Linked DNA regions of Homo sapiens: region 2 is linked to region 1. A link is an interaction called in ENCODE POLR2A ChIA-PET data of the cell type or tissue named here. Cell type or tissue: HepG2. All regions are shown on one strand. Each heading gives the region's core, and the rest is flanking DNA. Links, peaks and the distances in the headings are about the cores only. Region 1 has its middle 59 kb from the start of TMEM17. Region 2 has its middle 20 kb from the start of TMEM17.

The links. Peaks named below come from ENCODE experiments on the same cell type or tissue, not always from the same donor. Only the 100,000 strongest peaks of a DNase experiment are listed, where the experiment ranks them.
Region 2: POLR2A ChIA-PET joins it to region 1 with 5 read pairs; 5 of 35 experiments call an interaction of 5 or more read pairs at or near these places.

Annotation. Positions count from the first base shown.
Region 1 is chr2:62,563,279-62,567,676 of GRCh38, forward strand. No RefSeq gene overlaps it. Among named protein-coding and RNA genes, the nearest start is that of TMEM17, 59 kb to the left of the region's middle. In HepG2, for the core only: no CTCF peak of the experiment used is centred there; a DNase peak (open chromatin) is centred at 2,213.
Region 2 is chr2:62,483,609-62,488,006 of GRCh38, forward strand. It overlaps a transcript of TMEM17 not described here. Among named protein-coding and RNA genes, the nearest start is that of TMEM17, 20 kb to the right of the region's middle. In HepG2, for the core only: no CTCF peak of the experiment used is centred there; a DNase peak (open chromatin) is centred at 2,463.

The sequences.
Region 1 (4,398 bases), core at 309-4,308:
ACATATACAGATGCCTATCTTCTTCTTCTGTGGATAAAAGTGACCCGGTAAGTGCTAACCTCATGATGCCTTAATCACAAACACTGCTCCTTTGAAATATCTAAGTTTTTACATTTCGGTATAGAGAGGTGATGGTCTTGCAACATCAGTTTACCATTGGAGTTATTCAAACAAATTGATTTTAATTGAATTTAATTTTGAAAACATCATGACATTCTTAAATGAGAGGGAGAGAAAAGGACTATCATTCACTTGCAATTATTTTTCTCATCCTTATTTTCTCTGTTTCTAATAGCACATATAGATGATAAAGTTCCAACTCTAAAAAAGTTGAGGAATCACTGACCTACAGCAAAGTGACATTAAAATAGATTCATATTTGCAATGCCTCGTATGTTTCTCCTCATGTATTTTCTTCTCACACTTTCTGCCCACATTTTTGAGAAAACGATTATAAATAAATACAAATTTTTGTGCCCAAATAGTTCCCCTCCTCACATTTTGCTTTCTGCTTTCTAGCGGAGGCATTTGAAGTGTCCTTGCAAGAGCAGAAAGTGAAGTAGAAGGAGGCAGGAGGAAGCACGTATGTAAGTATTCACTTGTAGTTTGGTCAGGTTGCACTCACTTGTGAAGGAAAGAACAGGTGAGTACAACCTGACCAAGCTATAAATCACAGGACTGTTGGTTTTCCTGTTCTATATGGACATTCATCCACCTGAGCTGGAGTCAGGGCTTTCTTTTTCTGGAGCGATTCCAAATAGAAACTGAAAAGGAGGCCAGGCATGGTGGCTCATGCCTATAATCCCAGCTATTTGGGAGGCGAAGGCAGGTGGATCACCTGAGGTCAGGAGTTCCAGACAAGCCTGGCAATATGGCGAAACCCTGTCTCTACTAAAAATACAAAAATTAGCTGGGCATGGTGACATGTGCCTGTAGTCCCAGCTACTGAGGCAGGAGAATCGCTTGGACTTGGGAGGCGGAGGTTGCAGTGAGCCAAGATAGCGCCACTGCACTCCAGCCTGTATGACAGAGAGAGACTCCATCTCAAAAGAAAAAAAAAACTTAAAAAGAGAGACAGAGAGAAAAAGAGGGGCAGGGGGGAAGGGAGATGGAGGAGAAGAGGAGAAGGAGGAAAAGGAGAAGGAATGAGAGAGAAAAGGACTATGATTCACTTGCAATTATTTTTCTCATTCTTATTTTCTCTGTCTCTAAAAACATATGTAGTTCATTCAACAGGCATATTTTCAGTGCTAAGGGTCAGGCATTATGCTGAAATCAGGTAACTCAAAGGAGACAGGGCGGATCCAGTTCTGCTCTCTTGGCACTTTCAGTTTAGTGGAGACGACAGACACCAGAAAAATGATTGTACAAATATATCATTACAAAATGTGACAAGTTCTATGAAGATAAGAACATAAGCATGAGCATAAGTAATAAAGGGACTCAAAATAGCCTGGGAAGGCCTGCCTTCTCTGAGAAAGTGATATGTTGAGCTGAAAGTGAAGGATGCGAAGATACAGTCCTCTCTCCATGGGGAGAGAGGAATCGAGGAGGACCTTGGAGTGGGAGAGGTGGGTCCTGTTCAAGGAACCAGAGCCCAGAAGGGTCTTGGGAGGGCAAGGATGTTCTGAGAGGAGCTGGAGAACTGGGTCAGACCTGCAGGGCCTTGCAGGCCACATGAATGATTCCTCCCTTTATCTTGTGAGCATTGGAAAGCCACTGAAGGGTTCTAAATGGAGGTGGGGAGGGGGCTGGGGGTAACATGATCACACAGTACTTCTAACAGCTCCCTGTGGTTGCTGTCTGAGAGCAGATTGAAGGATTGTTCATGAAGGTAAGGATGAGATGTGGATTCTTGCCCCACTTGCCCAGACACGGGATGACTGAGGCAATGGATTGACGTTATCCAGTTCTTGGTTTCCTAATGAGTTTAATCGTGTCTGTTATACCCAGCTTACACGATTGCTGTGAGATTCAGATAAAATGGTGGATAGGTGTTTTGAAGAAGCTCAAAGTGAGACACAAATACAAAAATTAATTTAGAATGGCAAAGCCCCACATAGCGAAGCTTCTGTGGTAATAATTACAACAAAACAGCTACCACTTATTAAACACATATTTTGCAGTTAGTCCTCACAGTAACAATATGAGAAAGGTATTACTGGGCCTAATTTAGAGCTGAGCAAACAGACTTAGTAAGTTAAACAATTTTCCCAAGGTCGCAGCTGCCTAGCATTAGAACTAGGATTCAAACCCAGCTGTGGCTGACTCTTAACCCACATCTCAAATCACTCTTCTTACATCTTCAATGTTTTTCTCTTAATTGATCACATTTGTTGTGAGAACTACAGAAAGAATAAGTGCTTAAAATGGTAACTCATTTTGCCCTCACATCCTGTTTATGAATATTCCTTAGCTGGACAACTGGAACGATAGCAGATAAGAGCTGAATGTCAACAAGTAAGCAAGTCAAGCTCTTCACTAGACTTGAGAGAGACTGGATAATACTTTAGGAGTGAAACAGATGGTTATGATTATTCTGTGTTATTTACATGGCACCAAGGAAGTTTGATTAAATAAAAAATTTGTTTCATTTGAATGTTTTGGCAAAAATGCTGTCATCCAGACAAGCAGAATAGGACAGATACCCACACACATACACACATACACACACACACACACACACACATTCACAATGGAATTAGTATATACATTATAAATACTAGTTTGGAGAGAGATATATATATATATCCACAGTGGAACTTGGCCTGGTATATATATATCCGCAATGGAATTGGGTCTGGTTTCTGAGCTTTGGACTATTCATGAGCTTAAATTTACAGCAAAGGGTCAAATATCAGAAATTCTAAGTTGTCATATACTCCTGCTTCCTTACACCAAACTAAGCCAGTTTTGATGAAAAAAAAAAATTGTGTGATATGGAGTATAGATAAAAGAGCAAACAGACTTCTTTTAATAACACGAGATTTAGGAATTAAACATAGCAGGCAGAAGATCCTGTAGGAATTTCAAGTGATATTTTACGATGGTTCACTAAAGGATGTTTTAAGCCTTGGTTTACATAGCATGCTACTTTATATAGCACTCTTTATTCTTGGGATCCCTGCAAGAGGAGATATTGTATTGATATAGATAATCATCTCTGCTTCCTTCCTATCTGGCCACGTGGGAAGGGAATAAACAAAAATAATATCTAGCTTATAGGAGAAGTAGGAAAGAAGTTTTAGAAGAGTATAAAGGCCAATATAAAAAAGAAATGTGAGGTAGTGAATATTTTGAGTAGGACAATCTTATATAATGGATCTCCTAAAAGATAAATACAAGTTGAAAATGTATCTGAATGTTTTAACAGAACTTTCTAAGAATTACTAATGTTATGGCCTTTTCAAGGAAATATCTACCACATTTTATAAAATACCCAAAGGTCTTATATTCATTTATCATTTACTCTTCTTTTAATTATATAATTAGTGGTTGTTCTATTCATTACACATTTATGAAGCATATGCCAGAGACTTTGGGCATTTAAAAGCTACAAAAAGACAGAATTCTTGCCCTTGGCTGCTTAACATTTGGTTGGAGGGGCCAGATATCTAATATGATTACAGGACAAAAGCAATACAACAGCTCAAAAACAAATCCCAGCCTTCTCTGAACAAGGAGTTATAATGGTTTAGAGTTTGTTGTAACCAGATCACTTGCTCTCTAACTTTTTAAATGTTTGTTTCTACTTGAGAGGAAGTACTGATATATATACAGCAGGAGGAATTAGTAACAAAACAAACACCATCTCGTCCTGCTAAAATATAGTCTAAAGCTATTCTGTTATTTAACACTACTTGTATTAATGAAAAAAAAGGGTTTTTTTTTTTCCATTTAGTAAGACAGGTGCTATGAAGATATTGGCCATATGACATTGAGGCCACAAGCTGGGGAGAGCTGAACTGCAACATTTCATAGAGTAAATAATTTGAAGTTCTTGGTTCAATCCAGAATAGAGTGGGTGAAGATAAAGAACAGAAGGAGAGAAGAGCCAGTGAGATAAAAGGGAGCTGGTGTTAGACTAAGGCCCCTATGATGCTTACATGCCATCTTGAAATAGTTTGCATCCTTGTGACTCAAATTCTTCTTTCTCTCACTCTTCCCCAGGTGCTGTCTGTAGTATTTTACTCTTTTGAAGGATGCTTTATGCAGAGGAGTAGTTTGTTGTTGTTGTTATTATTGTTTGTGTGTGTAACTGTCAAAGAAGGAGCTGAGTTTTATATAATGGATCTTAAAGAGGGCACCTAAGGGAGCAGGAGGGAGAGGAGGCCCTGAGAACCTATGGCTCAGAGGAGCCCCCAGAAATGTTAGAGGATCATGACTATGAAATTTTAT
Region 2 (4,398 bases), core at 129-4,128, 80 kb before region 1:
TTTTTTTTTTGAGACAAGTTCACTCTTGTCACCCAGGCTAGAATGCAATGGCAGGATCTCAGCTCACTGCAACCTCCGCCTCCTGGGTTCAAGTAATTTTCCTGCCTCAGCCTCCTGAGTAGCTGGGATTACAGGCACGTGCCACCGCGCCCGGCTAATTTTTGTATTTTTAGGAGAGACAGGGGTTTCACCACGTTGGCCAGGCTGGTCTTGATCTCCTGACCTCAGATGATCCACCTGCCTCGGCCTCCCAAAGCACTGGGATTACAGGTGTGAGCCACCACACCCGGCCTACGATACAGATTTGAAAGTGTTCCTTCCCATTCCAGCATCCAGTCACCTCACAAGGAAAGGAGAGTTTCTCTATGACTAAGTTAAAATTTCCTGCCTTAGCTCTTCAAACAAGTGGAAAAAATCTGGTCTTCACTCAACAGTTATCACCATTTTAAAGCCTAAAGCCACTCTTCACCATTTTCCCTTCAAAGCTTAAGAAAGTTAATTTCACTTTTATTGCATTTTTCAAAGTTTCATTTCCCAATGATTTGGTTGGTGTCTTTCCAGACCATCTGCAGGGCCCTCTTTCTCTAGAGCAGCACCATCCATTAGAACTTTCTGCAATGGTGGGAACCTATATCTGCGCTTTCCTGTTCCAGGGGTTAGGGGATGTTCCCATTGAACAGTTGGGATGCATATGAGCCTCCTGTCATTTTTAGCATGGGCCCCTTCTCAGGGTTCCTGGGAGCAGCTCCGATTCCAGCTATGCCACACTCTGATTGGCTGCCATGTTCCTGCTGGACCTACTGTCTTGCTGTCTTTCTCTTATCAGCCACTATCAGCCACAGGAGACTGCTGAGCATTTGAAATGTGGTGTGTGTGACCAAGGAACTGAATTTAAACTTTTATTTACATTTAATTAATTTTTAAATTAAAAATGGTCACATGGAGCTAGCAGCTAACTTCCCCAATTACATGCAGTGCACCCATGTTCTGGTCTTGTTTCTAGCCTCCCAAGGATTATCCTTGCTCTTCTAAGACCTGCTGACTTTCGTTCAGTTTGTGGCCCACTAAGACCCTTTACGTTATGTAAACTCTTCATGGTTTCCAGCTTCTATTTGAGGGTTTTGATATGTTCTCATGGCTTCAAGTCTGTATTTGTCACTACTGAAATCCTGTTTTTACTCCTGTTTTCCATATTGTTTGGAATAGTTCAGCTTTGACCAAAATGGATGGTCATACTATAGAGTGAGCTGGTGGAGAATTACATAAAAATTCCTCAGACAAGCAGAATGAGATATAAATGAAGAGCAGTCATGGCTTTCCCAACTAATTCATAATTTTTTTGTTTTTTGAGACAGGGTTTCACCTGTCACCCAGGCTGGAGAGCAATGGCATGATCTCAGCTTACTGCAACCTCCGCCTCCCAGGCTCAAGGAATCCTCCCACCCTAGCCTCCTGAGTAGCTGGGACTACAGGTGTGTGCCAACACGCCCGGCTAATTTTTTGGGTAATTTTTGTAGAGATGGGGTTTCACCATGTTGTGCAGGCTGGTCTTGAACTCCTGGCTCAAGTGATCCTCCTGCCTTGGCCTCCCAAAGTGCTAGGATTATAGGCATAAGCTACCACGCCCAGCTTGATTCATAATGTCTATTGCATCAGAGGATGCCATTGCTGTAAAAGTGGGGAAATGATAACATTGATTAGACTTCTACATTCCCTTATTTCTTCCCCCACTTCTTTCTCCCGAAAACCTACTTCCCTGATTGTCCTGCTTGTATATGTATTATCTTACTCTAGTCTTTGGAAATATTATCTCAAACTGGCCTTTCTAATTCTCAGAGGAGATGATAAAACTTCAACAAAAATATTCATGCAATGGAAGTAGCTCAAAAGGTCTAATAATGAGTATATTTTCCACCACGACTTTGCCCTTTTATAGTCTTATTGGCCTGTGCTTTTGACCTTGCTTTATACAACAGAAGAGTGGGACGCAGCTTTTAATATAAGATACAGGTTCTAAGACCCAAGAGATCAGGAAGTATACCTTTAATTTGATTAACACAATGTATCCTTTTAGCAGTTTTACTGCTCAAACTTAGTAAAATGTGAAAACCTACTGAAAGTTGATTTTGGAGACACCAACAGAAGACAACTGGTTATTTGCTGTCATTCTTTGGCACCGCTGAATTATGCTTGTCTCATGTTCAGTGTCTGCCCCAATCAGTGAACGGTGCTCCTGAACAGCCCCAAGAATCCTAGTCCCTCCACCCTCTTGTACAGAGCCAGTGCCTGTGTCATTTCAAGAAGATTTGCACGGAATTGACCTTACAAAGTGAATGTTTAATTTTAAAAACTGTGCTTTTTTTTCCCCCATTTCCATTTTAGTAAGCAGACCAGATGCTTTGCCAAATTTACCCTCAGCTAATTGCATAGTTCAATGTCCTGAAATGTGCCCTTGTTTGCTTAAAACCTGCTGATTTGCAAAAGAAATCGTTCCAGGAATGTGGGTCAGAGTGGACGCTCCTGTGGAAGCTGAATTGACCAGGAAAGAATGGTTCAGGCCTGGCTGGGGTGCTGGGTGCCTGTAAATCTGCAGGAATAGGGGACCCTCCAGGGCAGGATTTTCATTCTAATGATAAGGCTGCTGGAGGTGAGGGAGAACTGGGGCCTGAAGATGTGGACAAAAATCAGTTTGGCTCTGATCCACCTTTGGAATTCCCCTCAAGCTTTATATCTTGAGCAGGCTTTGGGTCAAGACTGAAATAGAATGTTAATGCACAGCCAGAGGAAAACAATTTTAAAATCTGGCATTTGCTCTGCCTCTGTCCCTGGAGGCCCTCTGATGAGATGTATGTGAAGTAGGAATGATCTTCCAGCAAGAATAGAATAAGAATGAAGTTGCTCAGTTACTTTTCCCTGTTTGTGAATCTGGAACCTGACTCACAGAGGTGTTCCTGGGCATTTGGCCCTAGGGGATTTGGTAGACTCTTGGCTAGCTCCAACTCCTGCTAACAGGGAAATTAGTTTGGAGAAGCCTGGAGGAGACTGAAAATAGAGGGAATGAAAAGAGACAAAGTGGATGCTGTTCTAGTGGAAGGGACAGGATGCAAGGATCATCTGCCTACTTTGGTAACAGTGGTGGTGTTCCCATCGAATATATGGGACAGATATGAGCTTCCTGTCATTTTTAGCATGGGCCCTTACTCAGGTATCCCAGGGACAGCTCCAATCCCAGCTACATCACTCTCAGGTTGGCTGCTGTGCTCCTGCCGGACCTGCTGTCTTTCTCTTGTGGATGCGCTTTGCTGATCTACAAGGCAGACACTGGGGGGTAAAGGGGGTGATGTGGGGTCGGGGAGCTGCTCAGTGTATTTCACTCAGCTCTCAGAATCCATCTAGAACTTGTTTCAGTCCTTGGAAGTTCAATCATCTTAATAATTGTGTTAGTTTCCAATGGCTATGTAACAAATTACCACAAACTTAGTGGCTTAAAACCATGCATATTTATTATCTTATAGTCCTGGAGGTCAGAAGAACAAAATGGATCTCACTGGTCTAAAATCAAGGTGTCAGCAGGGCTGTGCATCTTTCTGGAGGCTCAAGGAGAATCCATTTTCTTACCTTTTGCCACCACATTCCTTGTTTCATGGCCTGTTCCTTCTTCAAAGCCAGTCATAGCTGGTCGGGCCTTTCTCACATCACATCACTCTGACATTCACTCTTCTGCCTCCCTCTTCCTCATTTCGGTTCTCTTGTGATTGCATCGGATAATCCAAGATACTCTCCTTATTTTAAAGTCAGCTGAATGGCAAGCTCAGTTCCATCTGCAAACTGGATTCCCTTTTGCATGTAACCTATTCACAGTTTCTAGGGATTAGGATGTAGACATCTCTAGGGGATCATTATTCTGCCCACCATGATAATAAGCCCTCACTTTTTTAAAAGCCCTTTTAAATACCTCATTTGACCCTAAAAATGCCTGTGAAACAGGTGAATGGGTGGGATTATCCCCTTTAATGGATAAAGAAGCTAAAGTATGAGTCAAAAAAATTAAAATAAAAAAATAAAACTTGCACAGGCCCCACTCCAAGTTTACTTTGTTTGTTCGAGACGAAGTCTCGCTCTGTCGCCCAGGCTGGAGTGCAGTGGTGCGATCTCGGCTCACTGCAACCTCCACCTCCCAGGTTCAAGCAATCCTCCTGCCTCAGCCTCTGAATAGCTGAGATTACAGGCTCATGCCACCATGCCCGGCTAATTTTTGTATTTTTAGTAGAGACGGAGGTTTCACCATGTTGGCCAGGCTGGTCTCGAACTCCTGACCTGAGGTGATCCGCCTGCCTTGGCCTCCCAAAGTGCTGGGATTACAGGTGTGAGCCACCATTCCTAGCCCAAGTTTACTTT